Regions from separate parts of the Homo sapiens genome. Here all the other regions are linked to region 7. Evidence: chromatin loops called from intact Hi-C (ENCODE). Cell type or tissue: heart right ventricle. All regions are shown on one strand. Region 1 has its middle 25 kb from the start of PPP1R2B. Region 2 has its middle 470 kb from the start of KIF4B. Region 3 overlaps MRPL22 (mitochondrial ribosomal protein L22). Region 4 overlaps TIMD4 (T cell immunoglobulin and mucin domain containing 4). Region 5 has its middle 250 kb from the start of KIF4B. Region 6 has its middle 180 kb from the start of KIF4B. Region 7 has its middle 130 kb from the start of KIF4B.

Region 1 (4,000 bases), 1.7 Mb after region 7:
TAATGCTAAAAGCAGAGATGGTTAGCTTGCACTATGAAAGCTATAATAACAGAATTAAAGAAAATCCCATAATTTCTGCCAAGATTACATTCCAATCTTAAGAAACCCTCCCTGTCAAGTTCTTCAGTGCATCTCACTTAAGTCTTTCTTGCTGCAAATTAAGCCCATGTACCATCCCTGCATCCTCCTTTATAATTAACATTATTCATTCTGCAGATTATAACAGATCATTTTCCTCCTTCCTAACTCTAGAAGAACTCTTACTAAATAAAATACACCAGAGAAACACAGTGGGTGAACTATCAGATGACTTTCAAACTTAAATGTTAAAAAACAAAAGAAAAAAAAATGACCAATTTGCCTTTCTGTGCATTTGTTGGAGAGTCTATTCCTTCCTAGATAGGAATATTCTTCTCCCAGAGTCAACTTCTTCCTTCATATGACTATTTTTTCTCCTGAACGCTATTGTCTGTGAATATTTGCACAAAACAGACTGTGTTGTCCAATGACAGAACGGCATGTTCTTCCTCACTAACCCCCCCTCCGAGATCAGGAATCCAAAGTGCTTTGCCATCAGCTACATGACCTTGAATAAATGACTGCTCCATCTGTACCTCACTTTCCTAAGTGTCAAATCAAAGTGTCTAGAGTAGGCCATCTCCAAAGCCTGTCCTGTGGCTATGAGTCCGAAAATGGCTCTCTCAGACTTTCAGCTCTCCTGTCTATAAGAGGCAGATTCTCAGGGTTGGGAGAGGCTTCTAGGTGCTTCCCTTCTATGGCTTCCTTCCTAGTACATTCACAATAGAAAATTACCTAGCACTGAAAATTTGTTAGTAATCTTAACTTTCCCAACCTCTCCTAGATCAAATGAGGTTAACTGGATATTCAACATTTCTAGTCTACCATCCCGTCAGACAGCTGAACAATGCATTTTCTTTTCTTTGGATTAAAAAAAAAAAAAAAAAGATGCAGTTGCCAAAGACAAGGAATTCCTATGCATCTCCCAAGGAACTTTCTCTCATCATGCTAGAGCCAATTAGCTCAAACTAGAAGTTGGAGGCAAAATAATTCAAGTTAGAAGATAAAACATCCAAGTTATAGTCCACAGAGATTATAACTTGTTATCCTAGGAGTGTCATATCTGGCCCACAGATGGGTCTTGATTTTTTAAGTTTGAACCAGCCTATGTAAATGACAAAAATTCACATAAAAATCCAGATTTCCCATTTCTCTTGAAAAATCTGAAGATCCCACCTGTGTGAGGACACCCTCACCTCGCTGGCATGTGACGCTGCTGGCGCCTTTATACATTCCCTATTGCCTCCCTCACATGCGGCCAAGGGTTGTTTGAGTTTTATCATCATGTTTTTGCAGTCCTTTTTTAAACCATAGAAGAAATTTTTTTTCTGAATCAGTACTGGAGATAGTAAAGATACACCAAGTGGCCTGATCAAGAAAACAGGAAACAGCAAATGTGTATGCAGAAAAAAGAGCACCCCTTCTATTCATTAGGCTAAGGAGGGTCCACTTGACTTTCCTGCCTGTCTGACCCTAGGGGCATTTAAGTTTGAGATCCTGATGTAGAAATTTGGGAAGCTCAGGGTGGTAGAAACCACCCCTGAACAGGAATCAGCTGTTCCTTCTCCATGACTTAGCCCCTTCATCCACGAACAAAGCTGGTTGTGCTAGATGGTCCCCTCCTGGTTTGGACAGAAAATCTAAGATTCTGTATTCCAACAAAACCCAAAAGTCTCTGAAAAGGACAACCTGATTCAGTTCCTGCCAGGGTAAGTAAAGACAATACTGACACCCAGTGGTCCATTAACCAGCTCCATTTAATGCCCTAAAATTCCCAAGGACTGCTGAGTAAACGTTTAGGTGCTGCCAAAACCTTCTTCATGTCCCAAAGATACAGGAAACAAAAGATCAACAAAAATTAATGACACTGAAACAAAAGATAGCATGTACTGGTTTGTTTTCTAAGCCTCTCTGGTGAGGATCTGGCTATATCTTGTTTGGCTTAAACATATTCATTATATCAAAGCATTTGTATTCAACAATGTATTTCCCTTACATCATGAAAACAAATACGCTTTTAAAAATACAAGGCTTATTTCCCAGGAGGTAAAAGCCCAAATACCCTAAACTGTTTTATAATGATTTCTTTGATTTGTTAATTAGTCTTCTAAACCCTGAAAAGTAAATAATAAACATCTGAGATTATGAGGACAGGAACTCCATTTGACTAGTTTCTGTGAGGATCTCACCACAGCCTCACATCCTTAAATTTGGAATAATGAGGTTACTACAGCAGTGAAGGCCGAGGCAGAAATGGCAGGAAAAACACATTTTGAGAACGTCTTTCACTTCCAATAGGCTAATAACTACCAGAGTTTTAAAATCAGCACGATCTCAAATATAACACTTGATGACATTTAGTCTGACTGTTGATTGAAGTAAAATAAAAGAGTAAAAAAAAATGTATTTTAGTAATTTTTATTTCACATTGAACGCTTTTGATTTTGTCAAAAAGGATAAGTGGCCTGGCCTTCCAATGCTGACATAAGCTGACATCTCATTGTAATACTTTAAATCAGACTTCAGAATATGGCATTGGTGAGCAGCGTGGGAAGACTTCATGCTAGTGAAAAAAACACCCAAGGAACGTGCCTTTTTGTTAGTGAAAAAGGCAACAGCTGGTATCATGACACAAATGAAAGGCTCAAGACAGACATTCAGGTAAAAAAAAGTAAAATGACTCACAGACTCCCTGTCCTGTCATACACAATGAAACTAGTGGAAAAAATAGAAAAATAAATAAATCAGCCACAACCAAAAAAGAGAATTGAATGCCATAATATGCAAAAGACAGTGGCCAAGAAAGGAGGCTGGCTCCCAGAAGGTGCTGAAACTCCCGAGACTGTTCCTTGATACTCCCAAATTGGATAAGAAACGCAAGGAGGATGATGTCCTCTTTGCCCCTTTTGATTTCAAGGAAGTACACAGAAATGGCCTGAGGTGGGGAAAAATGAAAAGAGAAGAGAATAGTCAAATCGACCCCCTTGTGCAGAAGCGCAGGCTACTAGACTCCATGCTAAATTGGGGGAAGCATTTAGAAGGTATCACCCTGCACTTCATTAAGTGGAGCAATCGCAGGTTTAGGACAGAAAACAAAATGTAAGAAAGAGGAACAGAAACCAGTTCCTGTAAGAATGATTGCACCCAATCCTAGCTGACTGTTCCCTTGCCCTACCCCATCCACAGGCTAGAGAGAGGGGGATGGAAAAACCCCTGAGCCTTCCAGCTGCAGCCAGAGGATGAGGCTAGTCTCAGAAAATGGTGGAAGGAGGGCTCGAGAGAATTCATTCAGAACATCAGAGGAGGAAGTAAGATACAGAGCAGATCTCTTAGAGAAGAGTAATGCAAAAAGAAATAATGTGTTAACCTGAAAATATCCAAGGCAGCACAGCATAAAAAAGAAATTAAAAAGATGAATATTTGGGGGCCAGGCTCAGTGGCTCACACCTGAAATCTCAGCACTTTGAGAGGCCAAGACAGGAGAATAACTTGAGGCCAGGAGTTTGAGACCAACCTGGGCACCCTAGCAAGACCCCATCTCTACAAAAAAAATTTAAAAAATTAGCCAGGCATGTTAGTGCAGACCTGTAGTCCCAGCTACTCTGGAGGCTGAAGTGGTAGGACTGCTTGAGCCTGGGAGGTCGAGGCTGCAGTGAGCTATGATTGTGCCACTGTGCTCCAGCCTGGGCAACAGAGTGAGTCACTGTCTTTAAAAAATAAATTAATAAAATAAAAATAAAAGAATTCTTCAAGCTTGGGGGCAGAAAATGAACTCAAAACCTCTAGTAATCTATAACCCCTCCTTAAAATAAAGAGAAAAAATTGTTTGTTGAAATAATGAAATCCAGCCAAGAAATCAAAATAAAGACCTCAGCTGTAGAGTAGCCCAGATGAAACAACTTGGAGTGAGCATTGATCAATT
Region 2 (4,000 bases), 340 kb after region 7:
CCAATGTCTAGCACACAGAAGGTGCTTACTAAATAGATTTTTTGAATCAACTATTTGACTCCTCCCTTGTACCTTTCAAGATAACACCTACATTCTTTAGCATGGCACTTGAATCTCTCAATATCTTTCCCAGCATATATTTCTCTCTCGTTTTCTCCTTTCACTCACCACTTCTCTCCTTCTACTATAGTCTCTCAAATATGACATGTCATTTAACGTTTCATTTCTTTGCATGTTGTGTTTTCTCTGCCTGAAATTCAGATGAGATAAAACTCCCTCGATTTCTCTCTTCCTCCCATCCTGTAGAAGATTACATACTCCTTTCTCTGGAACGGCCTTGTGACTGTGCTTATCCAAGGGGATTGCCTTTGTTGATGTGTACATCTCTCTGTGCTATAGTTTGAGTATGGTTTGTTTGACATCTCAAAATATCACATTGAAATTTGATCCCCAGTATTGAAGTTGGAGCCTAATGGGAGGTGTTTTGGTCATGTAGGTGGATCCCCCATGAATGGCTTGGTAACATCCTCATAGTAATGAGTGAGTTCCATCTCTGTTAGTTCCTAAAAAACCTGGTTATTAAAAAGAGCGTAGCACCTCCTCCCTCTCTCTCTTTCATTCCCTTTCTCACTGCACACACTGGCTTGCCTTCCACTATGAATAGAAGCAGCCTGAGGCCCTCATCAGAAGCAGATGCTGGTGCAATGTTTCTTATACAGCCTGCAGAACTGTGAGTCAAATAAACCTATTTTCTTTATAGATTACCCAGCCCCAGGTATTCCTTTATATCAACACAGATGGACTAAGACACTCTCCAACTGGACCTTGAGCATTTTGATAGCATAGCCCCCTTCTTAATCATCTCTATATGCCCAGTGCTGAGTATGATGACTGATGTGGAATAAGTTACAGAATTCAATTTTCACTATGTTACAGTTGAATTATTATCTCAGATAGTTGAGTACATTTGAGATCTCAATTTTGTTATCCATTTCAGTTGAATATTTTTCACAGTATGATATCAACTGTAAATTTGGTAAGTATGCCTAAGTGACACAGACTTCAATGGGCACATAAAAGTATATGAATCCCTTGGATTTGCAATGAATGACAAAATGATTTCTAGATTGTTTTTGTGGTTACTAATAATATTTCTTGAGGGTGGTATGCTAGGCACATTTCTAAGCATTTTTCTCATTGAATCCTTCAGCAATTCGGTGTTTAGATTTACTGATGTTTTTCAGACTGAGTGAACGTCACAAGGTCACAGCTGTTAAGTAGAAGATAATTAACCTTGATGTATCTGATCCCAGAGCCTAGGTTACTAACCATTATGCCAAGTCTTTTCAATGCCATTTTATATATCTGCATTTATTAGACCCAACTATCCTTGAATCTGGCCAAAATAGAGTTAATGGAGATGTTTTAAAGTTAATCCTATTTTCTCAGGATAAACAGGATTTTAATCCCTCCCCCCCCCAAACAAAAAATATTCTTCTGTTAATAATTGCTTTTTCTCCCCTTTTCTCTCTGTCAGGGAAGGTCAGTTTATTATGGGTCATTGTGGATGCAACAAAATTAATGACAATTGATATTCGTCCTCTGCTTCTCATATTAGTGGCTCTGTATCAGCATCCACTCCCCATGCAGTGGGCATGCCCCCCTCCATCACTGTTTTCCCATCAGCTGAGGTTTTGCCTTAGCCAGTGAACTTTTAATCACTCTGAATAGCTAATCACCATAATTCCTCACTGGCAAAAGCTGCAAGTTCATCATGTGAATGGACCCAGTGTCCTTGTTAATCACAGTAATCGCTCACCACTCATGAGCTGTGAAAAGTAGTGACAAGTATCCTCATCACACTTGGTTGCTCACAATCTGAGGGAGGCTGATAGGAGTCTCATGATTCACCCAACACAGGCTGTGGGGCTAGCAATGGAATGCCTGCCAGAACTGCAAGTTTCAGATCTCTGTTTATAATTATTATTTTCCCAAGTTGGCAAATGCTCATATCTTCATCCCCGCAGTTACTGATGCTAAAGTTTCCATAGCAGGATTCCCTTGCAGACCTCTCCTTCCTTTGTGTCAAATGACCCATCTTGACTGGCATCCAGCCTCCTGAGATTCCTGGCCAGGACATGAACTTTTGGTGCAAAATTAACTAAGGGTATTTGTCTTATACTGGAATTGTTTTAATAGCAGTAAACCAGAAACCGATCCATCTGGTTTAATTATAGAAGGATTTATCCATGGGTATATCTTTTCCCCAAGGCCTAGAAATTTCACCACTCTTCAAGAGGGACATGAACTGGACTTGAAGGGCCACTAGCTGTCAAGGCAGTTATTCTGTTAATCCTGTTTCCCATGCCTTCTGTATAGACTCCTCTGGATCTCTATGTGTTCTACTATTTCATTTTTCTATCTTGTTTTGCTTTGTTATCACCTCTTTCAGCTTTGTTTTGGAACACAGACCATAAATGGCTTTCCCAAAAGGGCAGTCTTGGTGTACATGTCCTGAGCAGTCCAGGGTTTTCTGCTAACAGAATATACTTTCTGATTTCTAGTTCCACATTCTCATCCCACAGCTCTTCAAACTGTTCTATTACGAACTCCACACTGTAACTTCTCCCAGATTTGCATGTCAAGGTATCAGCAGACTAAAGGGCTTCATTTTCATCAAAATTAATTTTCTTAAAACAGCTATTTTAAGGTGTCAAAAATAAACATTTCTGCTATTATTATACCATTTCAAAAAGTCTTTTAAAATTGTCTGAATGGGCCAAAGACCATCACAGACTCTTCACCCAAAAATATATACAAATAACAAATAACATATGAAAAGATGCTTTACATCATATGTTAGCAGGAAAATGCAAATTAAAACAACAAGATACTGCTACACACTTATTAGAATGGCCAATATGTGGGACACTGACAACACCAAATGCTGGCAAGGCTATGGAGCAACAGGATCTCTTATATATTGCTGATAGAAAAGTGTTACAGCCACATTGGAAGACATTTTGTCAGTCTCTTATGAAACTAAACATACTCTTATACAATCTGCCAATTGACCTCCTCTATATTTACCCAAGAGTTGAAAGCTTATGTCCACACAAAACTTATGTCTTACACATAGATACTTTTAGCAGCTTTATTCATAATTACCAAAACCCAGAAGCAGCTAAAATGTCCTTCAGTAGGTGAATGGATAAATTAACTGTGGTATATCCAGACAATAGAGTATTACTCCGGGCTAAAAAGAAATGAGCTATCAAGCCATGAAAAGATAAGAAGGAAACTTTAAAGGGTCTTACTAAATGAAATAAGCCAACCTGAAAATATTACATACTGTATGATTGCAGCTATATGACTTTCTTTAAAAGGCAAAACTATGCAGAGAGTAAAAAGGTCAGTGATTGCAAGGGTTAAGTAGGGAGAGAATAGAAGATTTTAAAAATAGTGACAATATTCTGTATGACACTGTAGTGATGGCTACATGTCATTGTATAGTTGTCCAAACTCATAGAATGCACAACACAGAGTGAACCCTAATGTAAACTATGGACTTTGAATGATATTGATGTGTCAGTATAATAATGGCTCACAAATGTACCATTCTGGTGGTGGATGTAGATAATGGGGGAGGCTATGCTTGTGCTAGGGCAGATGTTATATGGGAAATATCTGCCCCTTCTTATTAATTTTGCTGTGTACCTAAAACTGCTCTGCCAAAAAAAGGCTGAAAAACCTAAAAAAAAAAGTGTCACAAGCTCATTATTTTCTTTTTCTTTTTTTTATTTTATTATTGTTATACTTTAAGTTTTAGGGTACATGTACACAATGTGCAGGTTAGTTACATATGTATACATTATTTTCATCCAGAATAGTTGCCTTGGATATTTTTGAAAGTCATCCCTCTTTCTGCATGTTCCTTTCTTTATCACTTCTCCTCTCTCCCTGTCTTAGAGAGAGAGAGAGAGAGAGACAGAGAGACAGA
Region 3 (4,000 bases), 170 kb before region 7:
ACCTCTGCCTCTCGGGTTCAAGCGATTCTCTTGCCTCAGCCTCCCAAGTAGCTAGGATTACAGGTGCCCACCACCACAACTGGCTAATTTTTTGTATTTTTAATGGAGATGGGGTTTCACTATGTTGGCCAAGGTTAAACTCCTGACCTTGTGGTGATCCGCCCGCCTTGGCCTCCCAAAGTGCTGAGATTACAGGTGTGAGCCACCGCGCCTGGCCCTTACATGCTATTTAAAAGATTTCTTTACACTTTCAAGGTCAAATTTTGATATACAGAATGGGGGAGGGGAGCTGAAGGGGCCGTTGTGCCAGAGTTCCTAAAACTGGCTGTCAGTCAGAATTTCTGGGGAGAGTTGGGGTACGGGTGTTTGCCCAGGATGTAATTTCCAAGGCCCACCCCAGATATACTGAATTAGAATCCACAGAGGTGAGGTCTCAGCATCTGCATTTTAATTACATTCCCTAGGTTAGTCTGATGTAGCTTGTCAGAGAACCAGCATTTGGGAGCCATTGACTCCAGTGGCTTCTCATCACAATTAGAATAAAATAAAAAACTCCTTGCCTGAGCCTACAGGACCTTGTGTAATCTTGCCCTAGCTTTATCTCTAATCTCTTTTCCTTGTTTGTGCTTCTCTTCCCCTTGCTTACTATGCTTCAGCATGGTAGTCTTCTTTCTTTTCCTAAAACAAGCCGAGTGCATTCCCACCATTGGGCCTTTGCACTTGCTGTTTCCTCTGCCTGGAATACCCTGTCCCTAGATATTCAAATAGATGATTCATTCTGCTCTTAGATCAAATGTCTCTTTCTCAGGGATGCCTCTTGACACTCCCAGTCTGAAGTCCCTTACACCCCATCATTGTCTGTCATCTCATTCTGATTTATTCACAGCACTTGTCACTAGCTGAAATTATCATTTTATTTTACGTCTTTCTTCTCCAGAATGTAAACTGCTTGGAGGCAGGGGCCTTGCCAGTCTTGTGCACTCTTACTTCTCCAACACTAGAATAGTGCCTGGTCCTTAGTTAGCATTCAGGAGATAGTTGTTTTGAGACAAGCCTGCTCTAGCCAACCAGTGAGCCCATGTAATCTCAGAATCCAGTCAAGGAAAGGACAGAAATTGCTCAGCTGATCAGGCTTGTGGATAACACTCATTTCCTGTAATTCTCTTTTTCTTCCTGTTTAGCTGAGTCCACCTCAGGACGAGGCCAGTGCCTGAAACGCATCCGCTACCATGGCAGAGGTCGCTTTGGGATCATGGAGAAGGTTTATTGCCATTATTTTGTGAAGTTGGTGGAAGGGCCCCCACCTCCACCTGAGCCACCAAAGACGGCAGTTGCCCATGCCAAAGAGTATATTCAGCAGCTTCGCAGCCGGACCATCGTTCACACTCTATGATGAGGAGATTCAGACTCCACAGTGTATATATTTTGCCATTTATTTTCTAAAAATAAACAAAAATTGAAGGCAAATGCTTTTTATGATTTCTCATTGAATTATTGAAACAGTGTATAACTGCTAGTTGTAAATGAATATTTATAAGGCTTTGCCCATTTCTTTTGAGCCTCTGGGCATATTTGTATGCATTTGCGACTTGGAAGGGGAAATCAGCTTTAAACATAGTAACAGACTATATTTCAAAAGGCTTTTGGAGTAACTTTGAAAGGGAATGTTAACTTTCCAACTAGTGTCCTGCAGGTGGCTGTTTTGATACTGGACTTGAATACAGTGTTATGAGGTAAGAAAATTGCTTTTATTTCACTTAATTTTCTCTTGGGACCATGGGAAGTTAGAGTGGCTGCATGTTGTTTCATTACAGTATTTTAGGGTGTTCAGTGGTACCGTTTTTCCTTTCACTGTTGGCACAGGCCAGTGAGTCAAAAATTATATTTTCCTTTACTGTTTTAGCAGTAACTCGAAACTACAGGAGTTTATTAGATATACGAATCTAAAACTCCAAAAACCTTTAACTTTGAAAATTTTCTTTTGGTTAAGCAAAGCCTGTTTTTATTTCTTCTTCCAACAGTGCTTTATATTGTTTGGATATCTTGTTTAGGATTGATTTATTTTTCAGGGTAAATTCAATTACTGAGAGAGGAATTGAACCAATCTCAGCATTGCATTCTAAAATGGGGCAGTAGGTGGCACTCAACCTTTTATTAGCAGAAAATTGTTAGTTTCAAATTAGAGTGTTCAACACTGCTTCCCTCTCATTCATACACGTCTTCATTAAGAAGAAGTACTCTTTGTCTACAGCCCTAGTCCAACTTTTGCATGCAAAAGAAGAATCGAGGATGCTTGCTTGTTAATGCAGACTTCTGGGCCCCACCCCAATGATTCAATTCACTAGGTCTTATGGGGGGCTGGTTTCAGAAATCTATGTTTTAAACAAACACTTCCAGGTAATTCTGTTGTAGGGGACTACGCTTTGAGAATACGGCTTTAGGAGAATGAAAAAATGTAGTTTTATTGCCATGTTTTAAGATGGCATTAATAATAGTTACTGTTTACTGGGAACTTGTTATTTGCAAGCTCTGTGCTAGTATTTTACATAATTCTTCACAACATCCTGAAAATGTAGCTTTTGTTTTACCACTTTACAAAGGAATAAACCGAAGCACACAGAATTCAAATAACTATCACAAGTCACACAGCATGTAAATATTGGGGCTATGATTGAAAGGTTTCTAAAGTAGCTGGTTCTGCATACCTTTTGAGTATACAGCTGGGTTTTTGTGTCTCTCCAGTTAACCTAATGCATGGGTAAAAAGACATCAGGGGTCAGTGGAATAAACCAAGGTGTAGGACAGATTCATTCTGGGTCCTAAGCTGTTGTAGCATGGAGTCAGGGAAATAACACTGGAATATTAAAAGGTAACCTTCATTCTAGTCTGTGCATTCTCATTAGCCAGAAAGAAGACTGGATAGGTCTCTTCCCTTGCTGGCCTCCATTTCATTCATTTATGAAACAAGAGACTCAATGTTCTCTGTAGAAAACCTTTTTTAGAATCACTTGAAGAATTTGTTTAAAAATGCAAATTCCTGGGCTCTACTCTCAGACTAAGTGAATCAGAAGCTTTGGTGTGGGAGACCATGGAACCTGCAGTTTTAATAAATGCCCCAGTGATTTGCATGTTGGAGAATTATCACACCAGGTCACTGTGCTCTCATGTGGTGGGGATGCTCCACGATTGCTCTTGGAGTTGTGACTTCCTTGGGTGTGACTAAAGCCAGGTGGTGCCATGGACATCATAAATATAAATTATGTAAGTGAAGGCACTGCTTCAGTCAGGCTGTAAAAGCTATTTTGAAAGTGGTAAGGAAAAAGTAGGATTGTAATGAAGAAAATTTCCTTCCCAGGTTAAGCCTTCATTTGGAACTGCTTCCAGTACGTTACAAAAAGTAATAATAGCTAACCTGTGTCACTGACTGTATCTGGTACTATTTTAAGCACTATATATACATTATCTCAATGAATCTTTCCCATTGTGACATCCGGCTAGTTTTCGTGGCTAAGAGTGTACTTTCTAACATCCATGAACATTGTGGTCCCCACCTGAAGTTTCACTTTGCATGTTCAGTGATATGGTTTGGCTCTGTGTTCCCACCCAATCTTATCTCAAATTGTAATCCCCATGTGTCCAGGGAGGGACCTGTAATCCCCACCTAGTGACGGAGGGAGGTGATTGATGATGGGTGTGGTGTACCCCATGCTGTTCTCGTGATAGTGAGTGGGTTCTCATGAGATCTGATGGTTTTATAAGTGTTTGAAAGTTCCCTCTTCACTCGCTGTCTTGCCTGCTGCCATGTAAAATGTGCCTACTTCACCCTCTGCCATGATTGTAAGTTTCCTGAGGCCTCCCCAGCCATGCAGAACTTTGACACAATTAAATGTCTTTTCTTTATAAATTACCCAATCTTGGGTATTCTTTATAGTGGTGTGAAAATGGACTAATACATTCAGAAGCCATTATCTGTTATTCTTTAATGGCAATCTCTGAATGC
Region 4 (4,000 bases), 1.8 Mb after region 7:
TGCAGTGAGCTATGACTGGTTCACTGCACTACAGCTTGGGCAACAGAGTGAGATCTCGCCCCCCAACCCCCCCCCAAAAAAAGCTGAAAAGTGAAAGGATATAGTCCAAACTGTAACAGTGATAATCTCTTTATCTGTTCATGGGTGAGAGTGTTGTTTTGTTTTGTTTTGTTTTGTTTTGTTTTGTTTTGTTTGAGACAGAGTCTCACTCTGTCTCCCAGACTGGAGTGCAGTGGTGCGATCTTGGCTCACTGCAACCTCCACCTCCCAGGTTCAAGCGATTCTCCTGCCTCAGTCTCCTGAGTGGCTGGGATTACAGGCCCAGCTAATTTTTGTATTTTTGGTAGAAATATGGTTTCATCATGTTGGCCAGGCTGGTCTCAAACTCCTGACCTTGAGGAGCTGTGATCCACCCACCTTGGCCTCCTAAAGTGGTGGGATTATAGGTGTGAGCCACCGTGCCCGGCCCTTTCTGGCCCTTTACGGAAAAAGTTTGCAGATCCCTATTGGTCTACTGGTGCAAAAACAACCCCCATGGTATCAAGGAATTAATTTAATTGTAAGAGCCTTCAGAAGTTAGGGTAATAATAGACTTCCTTTTCAACATGGCTATGCTTACCGTGGTACACCAGAACCTGCTTTGTCACTTAATTAGAACTGTGCTATGTGCAGTTCTGAAATGGCATTACAATTTTAGACAAGAAGATCTTTTAAGAATCCACTTTTAATATCATCCCCGTTCCCATCCTATTCATAGAAACTTGCTTTAAAATTAGCAGAGACTTCCTCTTTGAATACATTTATTGAGCTCTTACTATGTGCCAGGCACAGTTATAAGCACTTTGTATAAATTATAATTTTTTAAAAACCTAGAGACAGGGTCTTGTTCTGTCGCCTAGGCTTAAGTGCAGTGTGCAATCAGGGCTCACTGCAGCCTCAACCTCCCAGGCTCTGGCTCACGGTATCCTCCCACCTCACCTCTGCTTCCCAAATAGCTGGGACTACAAGTGTGTGCCACCACACCTAGCTAGTGTGTGTGGTTTTTTTTGTTTGTTTGTTTGTTTTGTTTTGTTTTGTTTTGGTAGAGATGGAGTTTTGCTATGTTGACCAGGCTGGTCTCAAACTCCTGGGCTCAAGTGATCCTCCCAAGTCGTTCTCCCAAAGTGCTGAGATTACAAGTGTGAGCTACCATGCCTGGCCAAATTATCACATTTAATGTTCATAAACCCATTTTACAGATGGTAAACTGAGGCTGAAAGAAGTTACATTGATTGCCCAAGGTGACACAAACAAAGGAAATTTGAACCCAACTCTGAATGACTCAAAAAAAAATGTTCTTAACGAATCTGACAGAAAAGAAAAAAAGCATATTATAATCCTACTTGAAAACACAAATTCTCGAATGAGTGAGCTTCGAGCCAGAAATCAACGGAAAAGAAGAGCACTCTGTCTTCTCAGTGGGTGCATTTTAAAACAGATATCACATATGTTGACTCATCATTGAATTCATAGATGCTGGGACTCATCTGTCCTATGTTTAAAACAAAATTAGTTCTGAAATAAGTCAACTCAAAGATACAACTTCAACGCAATCCTAGAATTTTAGAAGTGACAAGTGCAAGCCTTCAGAGAACAGTTTCTTTTCTTTCATGGGTAGCCTCGGGCTTACGCTGCCCCCTGTGGATCATGGGCGATATGGTCTTAAAAAATCCAAAAGAGCAAAAGAATCCAAAAATCACAATCTGAATGTTTAAGAGTTGGGAGGGATTTGAAATTGTCTCCTCCAATTTCTTTTTTTTTTTTAATTTGTCAAGAGGGAAGCTGAAATCTAGAGAGAAAAGTTCATTTGCGCAAGATTTTACAGTAAATAACAAAGGAAGGGACTACGTATTTTGCTGACCTCTACTCAGAATTCATATTTTCTGACCTTTCCCAGCAGCACTAATACAAATCCGGAATTTCAAAACTCCTTTTGAAAGTGGAAGCACACATTTATTGAATTCGCATGCTTGCTTCAAATTCTAAAGGACTTTACATGTTTTTATACACTTAAATGAATATATACACTGAAATGAATAAATCAACAGAGCATTACATACATCAGTCAGGCGTTCCTTAGTTCCAAGGGAAGAATTGGGTGGGGTCCATGTTGGTAATTTTGAAAGAGAACAGAGAGCAAGTTCTGTTGGCACCCAATGTGGTTCAGAAAGAGAAAGAAATGGTGAGATACTGTCACATTTCACGCAGATTAGGTAGATAGAAGGAAACCAGGGATTCTAGAACACCATTGTTCAAGAGGCACCTTGGTTCTGAACCTTGGCCTCAACCTTCCACTAGCAACAAAATCTCATCAACCTTGAGACACCCTAGCAACAAAATCTCATCAACCCTGTGAGAGCCTAGAGTCACCTCCTTAGGCTTCTGTTCTCATGTGCCAATAGCTGAGGGTCTCAGTAAAGCACAGATAAGACCTCATTCCTAATCCTTCATCACTGGACTCTCCTCTGGAGGGCAATGTCTAGCACTGGGCTTTGCCCACATTAGCTGATCAATAAATCTTCAATGAGACCAGGCACGGTAGCTCATGCTTGTAATCCAGCGCTTTGGGAGGCCGAGGCGGCCAGATCTCTTGAACGCAGGAGTTCAAGACCAGCCTGGGCAACATAGGGAGACACCATCTCTACAAAATAAAAAAAAATTAGCTGGGCATGGTGGTGCATGACTGTAGTCCCAGCTACTCAGGAGGCTGCGGCAGGAGGATCGCTTGAGCCCAAGAGATAAAGGCTGCAGTGAGCCATGATCACACCACTGCACTCCAGCCTGAGCTGCAGAACGAGACCCCATCTCAAAAACAGAAATAAATAAATTAACTAATCTTGATTGAGGGAGGTGGGAAGATCTGCATTTGACCTAAAACACTCAGAATTATTGATAACAACAACAATAATAATAAATGGCTACCATATACTGAGCACTTACTGCATGCCAAGTACAATGTGAAGTACTTCTCATGTTCTTAGTTAATTCTCAGAAAATGCTCGTCAGTAGTTCCCATTACTGCCCTCATCTCACAGTGGGAAACTTGTGGCCTGGAGAGGTCAGGCAACTTGCTCAAGTTGCATAGTAGGAAGGGACAGAGCAAATCTTGGAGCCAGGATCATTTAACTTCAAAGCCCAAACTCCTATCCTCTGGGCTCTATGGACTTTGGAAAATGTGGCAAGATGAGTGCTGGAGAGTGAATACAATGGGAAGAGTGGCTCACGCCTGTAATCCCAGCAGTTTGGGAGGCCGAGGTGGGCAGATCACCTGAGGTCAAAAGTTCAAAACCAGCCTGGCCCACATGGTGAAACCCCGTCTCTACAAAAGTACAAAAAAAAAAAGAAAAAAAAATTAGCCAGGCATGATGGCGGGTGCCTGTAATCCCAGCTACTCAGGAGGTTGAGGTAGGAGAATCGCTTGAACATGGGAGGCAGAGGTTGCAGTGAGCCGAGATGGCGCCCTTGCCCTCCAGCCTGGGTAAGAGAGCGAGACTCCGTCTGGAAAAAAAAAAAAAAAAAAAGGAAATGAAACCCCAGTCCTGTACCACCTGGATGGGTACAGTTTTTGGAAAAGAGATTCTAATAATCATTATTATCGATGATTATTATTGTGAGTACAATGTAAGCATCTGAAAGTGCACAAAGCACTTTCACATACATTATCTCATTGGAGCTTTAATATGAGTCTATGAGCTAAGTAAACTTGGGCAGACTTATTGAAAGAGGAGGAAATGAAAGCTCTGAGGGGTCCATATCTTGCCCAAGGCTGCATAGCTAATAATGAGAGCTAGTGAATGGTAGGGCAATGACATCTGATTCCAGGTTCCACTTCTTTTCCTCTCTAATATACTGCTGAGTATCACAGGGTTCAACAGCCCCCAGTTACAGATGGTAGATCTTACCAAAGGGCGTTTGTACCTTTATTTATTGACTTGTTTATAGGGCAGAAAACAGAGAGAGA
Region 5 (4,000 bases), 120 kb after region 7:
CGGGAGGCAGAGATTGCAGTGAGCCGAGATGGCGCCACTGCACTCCAGCCTGGGCAACAAGAGTGAGACTCTGTCACAAAAAAAAAAAAAAAAAAAAAAAAAAGAAAAAAGAAAAACAAGTCAGGACAGTCCTTAATCTTAGGTAAATGACTTCTCTAGTTTTGGAACGACGTAGCTCAGTCTGTTGCCTAAATGCACCTGACAACAATAATCTAAGCATACCCTTAGAGTCACCCTGTATTCAGATGCACCTGAATGTGTGCTCGGAGCTAGGGATTCTGGGAATGGCCAACCTGGAGATTCGTTCCTTATGTATGATAAACATCTGAGCTCCCAGCCCATCTTGTGGAACACGGGCTGTACAGGGGATTGAGGCCCTGGGTTTTGGGTTACATGAAGGTTGCCAGGTGAAGGTCGTTAAGGGGATGGTGTTAAGTGAAAATGCTGTATATAAACTTCATGCTGTTTGCAGGCAGTTGTGGTTTTCCTGCCTAACCCACTGCCATTGGGCCCTGTGGTTATGTTGTCTAGCCTTCCACCATTGGACTGTTATGTAAGGCGGATATCTTGTCCAAGCCACCACCCCTAGACTGTTTCTGTACGGAAGGCAGTTCTCCTACCCAGCCTGCAACTACTGGACTCTTTCCCCCGTATGGAAGCCCCCAGTAAAACCCCATGTCTCATTTGCTGGCTCCAGGTCTCTTCTTTGGCCACTTGAGCATGGTGCCTTCCCTATTGAGGTTAATAGGAGTTCTGCATAGCACAGTCTTGGTGCTACTAATGTATAAAACATTCTATATGGTGTTGGGAACTTGGGTAAGTCATTTAACCACTCAACATGTCAGTTCCCCGTCTGTAAAACTGGGATTAAAAATACCAGTCCTTTAGGGGTACTATGAGGATAAAATAAGTTAGTATATTCATCTCTAGCCTAGCGAAAGTTTGATTTTGGGAGCTGGGGGCTGGAGGGTTTAAAACAGTTTGTACCCATTTTAAAGTTTATAAGCCATTGTGTTTGTGTGTGTGTATGTGTGTGTGCCTGTGCATATGCAACAGTGTGTCAATCAGGGACCAATCAGGAGGCAGCAGTCATATGGTAACTTGAGTGAGGAGACTTTAATATAAAGAATTAACTATTACAGCGGTTAAAGTCATGAGGGATTGACTAGTAAGAAGAAAAGAGAGCTCTAAAGAAGATAGGAATATCAGATATAAGGTGCAGCCAGCCACTACCCATAAAACTGAGACAGAGCATCACAGGAAGAGACCCTCTAGGCTGAGACCTAGTGATTGTTGGAGAGGACAGTGCTGTGACTTACTGAATGGCAGAGATGTTGGGGTGCTGCACTGGTGTAACTTGCTAGAATCTGCCCTTTGGAGCTTGTAGGCAATGCGTCCTAAGGTGCTAAGGAAAACTGTCACAGAGAAGTGTCTCCCTACTCTGCTATAGTAGAGGACTCTACTATAAACTTCCCAAGTGCTACTAACTACTATGCACTTCATAAGCTTGGTGCTCAGGAAGCTGCCTGCACTGCGGGAGCTGGATGCTGAGAGAAGCCGTGCATGCTGCAGAAGCCAGACATTGAAGAAGCTGCTTGCACAGCAGGAACTGGGCATGGGAAGCCACCTGTGCTGCAGAAGCCTGCCCTCAATGGAGAAAAACCCTTCCAGCTCAAATGTCTCTTCAGCACCCTCCATGGACAACATGTAGCATTACGCCAGCTGGTGAAATGAGTTATTTAAAGGACTAAAACTCATTTGTACAGAGCAGGCAATGCTGGGTGATTTTGGATTGGAAAGGCAATACATTGATAGCTGGTAGAGATGGTGAAGAAACAAATTCTTAATTCTGAGTATTTCTCACCATGTTCAGTTTTCTGCTCCCCTGGTGTGAGACCGCTAAATAATCCACAATAATAGCTAATACTCGGCATCACCTATGAAATACTTCCATTTCCCCCTGATGTTTAGGCTTACAGTTTTAAGTGATGTCTTCCCTTTGTAAGGTGATTTGCACTGAAGACTATTTGTGTAATCTGTCATGAGAATGAGCTCCAATAGTAATAGAATGTGGTTGTTGCCATAATTAACAAATTGACTACTCCAGGGAAAGAGAATACACACACACACACACACACACACACACACACACACACATATTTGCTGTTTTATTTAATCAGAGAGGACATTCTTTTAGAATGGACCTTGTTGGAGGAACAAATAGGGAACTTTTAGCCCAAATGTATTCCTGCAATCTCACAGTAGCTTTTTTCTTTGTATTACATAGAGGTAGGGTCTTGCCATGTTGGTCTACAATCTCCTGGCCCTAACTATCCTCCTGCCTTGGCCTCCCAAATGCAAGGATTACAGGTGTGAGCCACCACACCTGGCCTAATGGTAGCCTTTTAACCTAATATATCCCTTCTTTGTTTTGCTTAGTTCTGAATGAATTAAAGGCATTAGATAAGAATTAGATGCAAATTACATTTATTCTTTGTACAATGTGGAGCCAGTGAGGATTTTGAACAGAACTGTGATGTGATTGAAGAAGTTCTGTAGGAACATCTGCATGATATCCGGCTCATAGGAAATGCTTAATAAATGCTGGCTACTTGGACTGTTGCTGGTGTGGATCTCCTCTGTGTCATCTGAGTGATGAGCGGTCACCCTCTGAGAGAGATCACAAAGGGCCCAGGCAGAAATAACCAGATGCAAAACCAGCCTATTTTTTTGTGGCATCAACTAAATAGGACTAGATAGAAGAAAGGAGGGTGGTTTGGATTCCTCAGCCTAGGCTCTTCCTTAAGCATCTAGAGCTCATTTAAGAGTCTAATTAGACCAGAAAGGCCTTGTCTATTGACCCAGGAGTAAAGGTAGGAAGAAAGGGCATGATTAATTTAATGCCTGGAAATCAGGGGGAGAGATAGAAAAATGCCAAACAGGTCAGTGAGCAGATGTAAGCATCTTTTCCTCTCCTCTCTCCAGTAATTTTTACTAGGCTTCCAAATGAAGTTGTTAAAAGTGGGGATATCAATTTGCATTTATTTCCCACAAGTGATTATTGAGTGCTTTCTGTGTGTGAGGAGGCTGTGTAAGGTGCACAGGTGGAGGTCCTGTGGCCCCTCAGTCATAGCTGGGGTTCTTGAAGGAGCACCAGGAGACATGTAGACTAACTTGTGTCAAGCTGCATATATGCATCATAACAGCACAACTGGAATCTGATTCCACCATTCCATGGAAAACACTTTCTCCGCAGTCATCTGTCACCTCTTTGTGCCTAAATCCAAAGGATCAATGCCTGCGCTTGTTTTGCTTGACTTTTAGCAGTCTCTCCTTGAAATTATCTTTCCTTGGCCTGGATGGCGTCACCTTCTCTGGGTATTCCTTCTGGAACTCAGGCTTCCTCTTTTCTGTCTTCTTTCTGAAACTTTCCCCCTGTGTATCCTTTAAATATCTGCATTCATCATGGCCCTCGTTTATCCTCATGCTATACACTTTTTCCAGGTTGATTCACTCTATTTGTAGTGCCTTAATTACCATTTACCTATAGCTGATGATTCCCAAATTGAAAACTTAAGCCCAGGTTATTCTTTTCAACTCTATCCCCATCTATCTAAGTGTGGGCTAATTGGACATCATGCCTTGAAAATTCCAAAGACGTTTTATTAACTCCTTCCAAACTGTTCTTACCCATTTCCCTCATCTCAGTAAATGGTACTCCCATCCAAAGAGTTGCCCAAGCCAGAAACCTGAGCATCACCCTTTACTCCTACCCCTACCTTCACCTAATCAATGGCTGATCATGGTGGTTCTACCTCCTTAATAGCTCTCAAAACAGCCCACTCCTATCATCACAAAACTCTGTTAGCAGAGGACACCTTCACCTTTTGTCTACATTACTCCAGTAGTTTGATCTTTTAATCCACACTCTTTGCAGAAAGGTTTTACCACACCCAAGAAGGGGCAGGTACTCCTTGATAATTCCTCAGCTGCTCCCTTG
Region 6 (4,000 bases), 54 kb after region 7:
AGAAGCCTGATCCTTCAGGCCAGGGTGTTTGTGGGAAGAAGAGGAGAGTCAGCGGTGGGACTGTGGGTCCTGATCTCCCTACTGTGGATATTGGGCTGCAGCAAATGGGGATGATGGAATTAATTAAAGGAGTGACAATGTCAAGTTGGTTTGGATTCAAGGAACATTTAGGGCTCTGGGCAGAATTTACCTCTAGGCTGCCCTGCTCCAAACTGGAGTGGGGACAGTTTATCAAAGGACCCCTGGCCATCCCACATGATTAGGCAGAGAGAAGGTCAAGGTTTAGCTTTTCTAAATTGCCTTCAGTGTACTTGTGGCATGGAGGGAAGTGCCTGTGTGCTCCAGAGAGTGGATCCTGGAGGAGTTGGTCTGAGGAACACCAGCACTGCCTTACAGATAATGTGGGTGACTGTTTCTGAGACCAAGACTCAGCAGCTTTAGCAAGGGCTATGGCAAGACCAAATCAGCTGGAGAACCTATCCAGGCTATCATCGCAACCAGACTTTGGGGTGTGTTAGGCACTAATTTCAGCAACAGCATAACACCAGGAAGAGAACCAGTAACAGCCATGAGGTCCCCAACCAATTGGCTCATAACCAATGAGGAGCAGGAGATTAGGGGTTTTCCTGCCCCAGGGCTCGCACTAGAGTGAAGCAAGTGAGCACTAAGGTCACCAGATTTAAAGAGGGGCTCACTCTCAGGATTGTGCGAGTTCTTCCCAAATTCTGCATCTTACACACCTCACTTGCTGCATCCTAGTCTCAGCCCTGGTTACAACACTGCCAGGTTACATAAGTCCACCTCCCACATTTCTGGTCTTGGAGAGGAGCAGGGAAGCGGGTGGAAATCTATGACCGAACATTTATATTTAAAGTGAGTGAGTCTTACCTAAGGAATTTAAAATTACTGTGTCAGTTCAGGTTTGCTGAAGTGGACTCCATCTAGGTTTTATTGTTTGTTTGTTTGCCCATTTCCCGTTGCCCAGGAAGTGAGTGCTTCTGTCAAAGAGCAGGTCTGTTAGGGAGATAAATAGAGAAACACCATTTCCTTGGCACCTGGGAGAGCAATGTGAGTGAATTTGTGACCTATTTACATCCCAGTAGTGAGTCATGGGGCTGGGATTTGAAACCAAATTTGCATGACTCTGGAGCCCACTCTTTTCACTGCTGTCCTTTGGAGATAATAATAATAAGGATAATAGCTAACACGTTCTGAGAGCTCATTATGTGCCAGGCACTGTTCTAAGTGCTTCCTGTGGATTAACCCATTGAATCTTCATAATACCACATTGGTAGGTGCTAGTCTCATTTTACAGGAGAGGAAACTGAGATGCGAAGACATACAGTGACTTCCCCAAGGTCACACAGCACGAAAATGGTAGTGAGCCAGGTGCTCTGGCTGCAGAGCCCATGCTCAGAGCCACTTCAGCATGAGGGCAGTTGACTGAGATGATGCCATCTTACACAGAGCACTTTTCACTTTTCCAAGAGCTTTCACAGCATGGTCTTATTTTATCCTCATGATAGGCTTAGCAGTTAAATGAGGCAGGAGGTAAAATTGCCATTTTACGTATGAGGAAACAGTGATGCCAACAGCAGCTGAGGAACAGTGTGGGGGCTTGTACATGCCAGGGACACTGGGGACGAGTGTCAAGTGTGTGGAGGAATGTAGGGAGATAGCATAGAGCACTTTGAATGTCACGTCAAGGAGTTTGGCCTGGAAAGTTAAATACAGATTAGAGACTGAAAAGAAAAGATATTGAAGACGTACTTGAAGTTGACAATGTGTTTAAAAATTACTTCTCAATAGGGCTCTGTCTGGATCCTAAAAAAGAAAATTAAGAAGCTGCTGAATGTGTCAGCTTTCTTTTAAGTCCCATAAGCGTATTCTTCTTGTCATCAATTCTCATTAAAGGTTGGTTGAACCCAAAGAAGATGTCAGTTTTTCTAATTACTAAAGATATTTAAGGAATAATCTCCATCTTATGCTGTTAGATGAAGCAAATAAGTAGCAGTGGAGATTGATTAATGACCAAAGCAAACCTGAGGCAATCAATCACAAAAGTCATTTATTCCGAAGTATTTAATGGAGAAATGTTTTCCAAAAATGTGGCATGTGAGGTGGTTTTAGGTAATATCCAAAGTGAAATTTTTAATAGCTATAATTTTTATGTTATTATTAGAGGAATATTGGTTTTCTATTTATGGGAATTATATACTTAAATTTAAGCTTAAATGTCAAGTTGATTTAAAGGGAATAATATATAGGTGGTATATGAATATAGAAAAAACACAAAGATGGTATGCAAATGCTAAAATTTGGAGAATGCTGTATTAATGGAACAAAGACCAACTCATTACAAAACAACTCAAAGGTGAAGATAAAATATTTTACTCCCTTCCTATCCCCACTCCCAACTCTTTTTTAGAGTTTATATATATCATGCACCGTGCCAGATATTTTTCTGGCATCAACTCACTTTGTTTTACAACAGCCTGTCAGTTGCCACCTGAGAATTGTTCTCTCCTTATTCCTCAGTAGAAGAATGCTGATTGTATTGGGGTGGCAATAGCTCCCAGCGAAAAGACTATATTTCCAGGCTGCTTGGCAACAAGGCATACTGTGGGACTATATTCTGGTGCAGGAGCTGTTAGGTGGGAGTGTTGTGTGTAACTTCTAAGACTGGCTGTTTAAGTGATGCTAACTCATCTGGGAGAAGTACCCATTTGTCCTTTCCTTTTCCTCCTTCCTGCTGCCTGGAATGTCTTTGTGATGGCTGGAATTCCTGTAGCCATCTTGGACTATGAGGTAACTTTGAAGATGGAAACCAAGTGCTTGTATGATGGAGCAGAAAGAGAGAAGCAGCAAGAGGCCCTGATATTCATGTGAAGCTGGACCTTCCCTGGACTGTGTACCTCATATCTCTTTTACCTGGGATAGAAACAAATTTCTATCTTTTAAAACTTCCATTATTTGAGGTTTTTAGTTAAAGCAGCCAAGCTGAATACTGTTGATCCAAGATGAAATATCAATTTATAAAGCTTTTGATGTAAGTAACTAAACAAAACTTATGGAAGCTTCAACATAGGTACGTATTTTTCCCACATGAAACAGTGCAGAAGTATGTGGCTGTTTAATGATGTCATCCAGAGCCCAAGTTCTCTCAACCTTCTGTTCTTTGACCCTTAGAATATTGGCCTTAATCCTAATGCTTGACAACTCATGGCTGCAAGATGGCTGCTACAGCTCTAGGCATTATGTCCACAGAGCAAGCAAGAAGGATGAGGAAGCACCAAAGTTCTGCTCCTCACAGGCTTTGTCTTTTTATGTGGGAAGAGAATTCCTCCTGAGCCTAGTTCCCTTAATATCTCATACAGAACTGCATCTCCTATGTCTGTGGTGGGATCCACCTTCTTGAAATCAATGGGTCTCTGTTAACCACTGAAATACACTGGGATTCTGTTACTAGGAAAGAAGGAAGTGGGGAGAGGCTGTGGATAGGCCACAGACAGTGAGGAAAGCAAGGCTTACAAATGCTGCGACATGCCAATATTACATAGCCAGTTTGTGGAAAACTAGATTTTGAATGAAGCTTGAACTTCCAAACCTGGGGTCTTAATTGCTATGACAAACTCTCAGGAAGTTTTCAGACACCTTTACTTTCCTTTCTTCAAATTTTGTTTTTAGAATCTCTGTCAGAGATTTTCTATGGGAAGTCCTAGGTTTCACAGCATGTGGAATTGAGAGACAAGAAAGATCCCTTCCAACTTAAGCTTCTAGAGCAGCTCTGTCTAATAGAACTTTTGAAATGGAAATGTTCTATGCTGTGCTAATACAGTAACCACTACCCACATGTGGCGATTTAGGACCTGAAATATGGCAATTGTGACTGAGGAATGGAATTTTTAATTTCATCTAATTTTAATTTAAATAGCCACATGTGGCTAGTAGCCACTGTATTGAACAGCACAGTTCCAAAGCTTCAAATTATTTGTTCTCA
Region 7 (4,000 bases):
AGTCGGGGCTGAGGTGCAGGCAGCATCCAATTTGCGGGCTATGAGTGAAATCCCAGAGCCAGCAAGAACTTTCCAGGGCTGTGGGGCTGAAAGAAGGTCCCCGTGCCAGGTGGGAGCACAGCAAGGGAGAGGAGGCTGGCAAGAGGCAAAGCTGGAGAAAAGGCAGGACCTAGAGCCTTAGGGCCATATAAAGGTTGGGGTGGGCAGGGGCGGTCTTTATCCTCATACCAAGTGAAGGCAGTGACGGGTTTTAAACAAGGGAGGATCCTGATCTGCTTCACTTTAAAATGATCATTTAGGCTGAATTGAGGAGTATGATGGGGGGCAGGGGAGGAGGAATTTAATTTAATTTATCATTACACATTCTGTTACACAAGTTTTAATGGCAACATATTATTCTATTTTCTCAATATGCTGTAATTTAAAAAATTCCCTGGTTTGGTGTTATTTTTGTTATAACTTTTGAGGTAGTGAACATCCCTACAGTAAGTTATTGAGCATAGCAATGGTGATTGCCTTTGACAAAATCCCTAGAGGTGGAATTGTTGGCTCAGAAGGTGTGCATAGTTGTAAAGCTGTTTTTCTACATTTCTAAATTGCCCCCTGAAAGGCTGTATGAATTTTAGCTCCCCCAGGTAGGGAATAAATGCACTGATTTCCATATTCCATGGCCAACTCTAATTTAAAAAGTCTATGCCATGATAAGCTAAAAAGGAGATCTCGTTTTAATTTCCATTTCTTTGATTACCAGCATGAGAGAACATTTTCATAAGCATATAAGTCATTTACAGTTTTTAAATTGCACCTGACCCCACATATTTATGTTTCTGGATCAGAGCTCCTTCTAGCATAGCTCTCACCTCTTTAGGATGTTTTCTAGGGGTTTCATGAGCTTTCCAGGCCAGGCTGACTTTAGCTCCAGGGAGACCATCTTCAAGGTTCAAAGATGCTGACAGGCATAAATGACCATCCTGGGAGTGGGAGACCTAGGCATTTTTATTTACCATAGAGACTCATACAAAAAGGACAAAATAAATAAATAAAAAGATCCTAAGATAGAGATATTTTTCATATTCTTCCTTCTGTTAATATATAAGACGACTGGGTACTTTGTTTAGATCAGTGCTATCTGCTGAAAACAGGAGGCCTGTATGCAATTTAACATTTAGTGCCATAATAAAAAAGAAAGGTGAAAGTATTTTTGATAGCATTTAATTTAAACCAGTATATTAAATATGATCATATCTATACATAATCAATATAAAAATTAATGATATTTTATATTTTTTCTCATACGAAGTCTTAAAATTTAGTGTGCATTTCACATTTAAGCACATCTCAGATAGGCCTGGGCACACTTCAGGAGCTCAATAGCCCTACTGTGGCCTGTGTGATTGTTGGCCAGCATGAGTCTGGATGGTGGCCTGGAAGGCATGACATAAGATTTATAGCTTCATGAGATTTTAGAGCTGGAGAGGAGTTTAGTAAGCGAACGCTCACTAGAGACACTGAAGGGAGAAGTCTCTGCCAAGGCCACGTGGCTGGGCCGTGGTAAGGAATTGACACAGGTCTCTGCTGTCCCAGTACCACTTCTTCCGTTTTGGGATTATCGGGAGGTAATGAAATGCAGGCCACACAGTGAACTCTCACTAGAGGGTGAAGATGACGTCGTGGTTGCGGTGGTTCTACTATGCACAACACCGTGGCTACATTAAAATAAAAGAAGTTTTAAGCCCTACTCCCCGCACGAAGCAGAGGAAGGGTGAGCAGGGAGGAGATCCTCCTGTCGTGTCCATTCTGAGCCTTAAGTATATTTCTGTTTTTCAAGGCAAATAGATTCTGGTCCACTTTTAGAAACCTTAATCTCGGTCTTCGTTGTGTCTGGTGAATACATGAGTGACCAGCAGGTGGTGCCAGAGACAGTTGGTAGCCAGGGAATGCCCTAACTGTCCTCGGCTGGGATAGCTGAGGTCACTCACTGGCTGGAGTTGAGCATCTGGGGCTCACATGCAGACGTGATGGGAAACTGGATCCTTTTAATATGAAAAATGGGTAACTGTAGAGCTAATTCTTATTGTATAAAAATAGCACTCATTTTTTTCACTTTAATAGATATTTATCAGGCTGGGTGTGGTGGCTCATGCCTGTAATCCCAGCACTTTGGGAGGCTGAGGCGGGCAGATCACCTGAGGTCAGGAGTTTGAGACCAGCCTGTCCAACATGGCGAAGCCCTGTCTCTACTGAAAATACAAAAGTTAGGTGGGTGTGGTGGTGTGCACCTGTAATCGCAGCTACTGGGGAGGCTGAGGCAGGAGAATTGCTCGAAACCCGGGAGGCGGAGGTTGCAGTGAGCTGAGATTGTGCCACTGTACTCCAGCCTGGGTGACAGAGTGGGACTCCATCTCAAAAAAAAAAAAAAAAATTATCAAAAGCCAATTCCAGATCTGGCCAGGAAAAGCATAGAGAAAATCCTGGAGGAGATAATTTTGAAGGACTGGCATTAAAAAGGAGTGTAAAATATGTCCTTGATAAATGTTATATTGATTACAGGTTGATGTGATAACACCCAGAGTGTAACGCAATCAAGAGAGTTAAAGGAAAAGTGGTAGAGAAGTTCTTTGTGGAAGGAAAAACATGAAGGAGGATTAACTAATCGTGGATGACTTCATGAGGTGGCCCTGAGGCCCACCTGTGGTGTGGGGATGAGGAGGACTTTAGTAAGTGGTCAGGATGGATGAAGTGAGAGGGTCAGGGAAACTTAGACCTAAGGTTGGGAGGGACCGCAAATATTTCACGATCTGACTCCCACTACTCACATTTGATGCTCGAAGCCCCTTCTTAGAACAACTACTAGGTGGAGATGTTTGTCTTTGAAGGGACAGCCTGTATGAGTCCGCTTAAGAAAAACCCAGTTTGGCAGGCTTTGTGAACTCAGAGGTTATAAGCAAGCAGCCTCCAGGCTAAATCTAGTCCACACAGGTGTGCAGCATGGCCTGCATAGCATTTTACACAATTTTCAAATTAGTGATTAATATGTGAGCGTCTAGACTTACCATGGAAACATCCAGGTTTCTGACTGGAGGTGCACAATGGGTGTCCCCTGTGGTCAGGACAAGTGTCTCTCTGCTTGTTTGGCTTTGTGTTCTCTGCTTGACCTGGTAGCTTTAGAGTTTAAAATCTTTAGCTTAACTGCTTTAATCGCCCTAAGATTTCCATGTTCTCTGTGAGCACAGAATTTAAGAAAGCAAGAGTATATATATTCCTCTTTTTAAATAAACCTCCCAATGAACAGATGTAAAATTTAGGAGATAATTTATGTGGAATAAGATAAAAAGAGAGGATATCATTTCTTAAAATGTTTGAGATGAAAAGAAAGTAGAATGAAACAAAAATCACAACACGGATTGTTGATTGGAAGCAGGAAGGCAGAGTCTACACTGCAGAAAATTTAATCAGGAACCGGGGATAAATTTTTGAAACTTCTCCAGAACACAGAGAACGGTAATAAGGATGAAAAGAGAGAAGAGATATAGAAGTCAGAGATTGCAAGTGCAACCTGCAAATTATAAGAATTCTTGAAGAAAGACATAAAGCAAATAGATTATATGCAATGTTTGAAGGAATAATAGAAGAAAACGTTCCAAAATTAAAACAAAACAAAACAAAGCCACTTGGATGGAAAGTGTTTTTCAAGTTTTTCAGGCAAATGTAAAATTTATATTCCAAGACAAAGCCTGATAAGGATTTTTACATTTCAGTGATGAATGGAGAGTTCTACAAGCTTCCAAACAGAAAATTAGAAAACACAGAAGAGTTTACTTTAAAAGGACATAAATTGGCCCTGGGTGCGGTGGCTCCAGCCTGTAATCCTACCACTTTGGGAGGCAGAGGCAGGAGGATCACTTGAGGTCAGGAGTTCAACACCAGTCTGCCAACATGGTGAAACCCTGTCTCCAGTAAAAGTACAAAAAATTAGCGGGGCATGATGGTGCGCACCTGT

What was found. Peaks named below come from ENCODE experiments on the same cell type or tissue, not always from the same donor. Only the 100,000 strongest peaks of a DNase experiment are listed, where the experiment ranks them.
Region 1: a loop joins it to region 7, with 5 times the contacts of the local background. A loop is called at or near these places in 18 of 110 quality-filtered maps.
Region 2: it touches region 7 in a loop (5-fold over the local background); 6 of 110 quality-filtered maps call a loop at or near these places.
Region 3: a loop joins it to region 7, with 5 times the contacts of the local background. A loop is called at or near these places in 39 of 110 quality-filtered maps.
Region 4: a loop joins it to region 7, with 8 times the contacts of the local background. A loop is called at or near these places in 5 of 110 quality-filtered maps.
Region 5: it touches region 7 in a loop (2.2-fold over the local background); 11 of 110 quality-filtered maps call a loop at or near these places.
Region 6: a loop joins it to region 7, with 2.6 times the contacts of the local background. A loop is called at or near these places in 4 of 110 quality-filtered maps.

The regions. Positions count from the first base shown.
Region 1 is chr5:156,823,156-156,827,155 of GRCh38, forward strand. No RefSeq gene overlaps it. Among named protein-coding and RNA genes, the nearest start is that of PPP1R2B, 25 kb to the right of the region's middle. In heart right ventricle, a CTCF peak has its summit at 1,800 (motif pointing left); no DNase peak of the experiment used is centred here.
Region 2 is chr5:155,479,057-155,483,056 of GRCh38, forward strand. No RefSeq gene overlaps it. Among named protein-coding and RNA genes, the nearest start is that of KIF4B, 470 kb to the left of the region's middle. In heart right ventricle, no CTCF peak of the experiment used is centred here; a DNase peak (open chromatin) is centred at 1,815; H3K27ac peaks cover 3,143 bases.
Region 3 is chr5:154,965,505-154,969,504 of GRCh38, forward strand. It overlaps MRPL22 (mitochondrial ribosomal protein L22), which reads left to right. Exons shown (of 7, transcript NM_014180.4): 7 at 1,182-3,907. The coding sequence ends at 1,393. Among named protein-coding and RNA genes, the nearest start is that of MRPL22, 26 kb to the left of the region's middle. In heart right ventricle, a CTCF peak has its summit at 2,131 (motif pointing right); no DNase peak of the experiment used is centred here; H3K4me3 peaks cover 909 bases; H3K27ac peaks cover 1,905 bases.
Region 4 is chr5:156,933,392-156,937,391 of GRCh38, forward strand. The region is part of intron 5 of TIMD4 (T cell immunoglobulin and mucin domain containing 4); the gene reads right to left. Among named protein-coding and RNA genes, the nearest start is that of TIMD4, 28 kb to the right of the region's middle. In heart right ventricle, a CTCF peak has its summit at 1,681; no DNase peak of the experiment used is centred here.
Region 5 is chr5:155,259,345-155,263,344 of GRCh38, forward strand. No RefSeq gene overlaps it. Among named protein-coding and RNA genes, the nearest start is that of KIF4B, 250 kb to the left of the region's middle. In heart right ventricle, a CTCF peak has its summit at 1,718; no DNase peak of the experiment used is centred here.
Region 6 is chr5:155,192,287-155,196,286 of GRCh38, forward strand. No RefSeq gene overlaps it. Among named protein-coding and RNA genes, the nearest start is that of KIF4B, 180 kb to the left of the region's middle. In heart right ventricle, no CTCF peak of the experiment used is centred here; DNase peaks (open chromatin) are centred at 886, 1,415 and 1,505; H3K27ac peaks cover 3,093 bases.
Region 7 is chr5:155,137,894-155,141,893 of GRCh38, forward strand. No RefSeq gene overlaps it. Among named protein-coding and RNA genes, the nearest start is that of KIF4B, 130 kb to the left of the region's middle. RefSeq lists a silencer at 2,243-2,400. In heart right ventricle, a CTCF peak has its summit at 1,905 (motif pointing right); a DNase peak (open chromatin) is centred at 1,918; H3K27ac peaks cover 519 bases.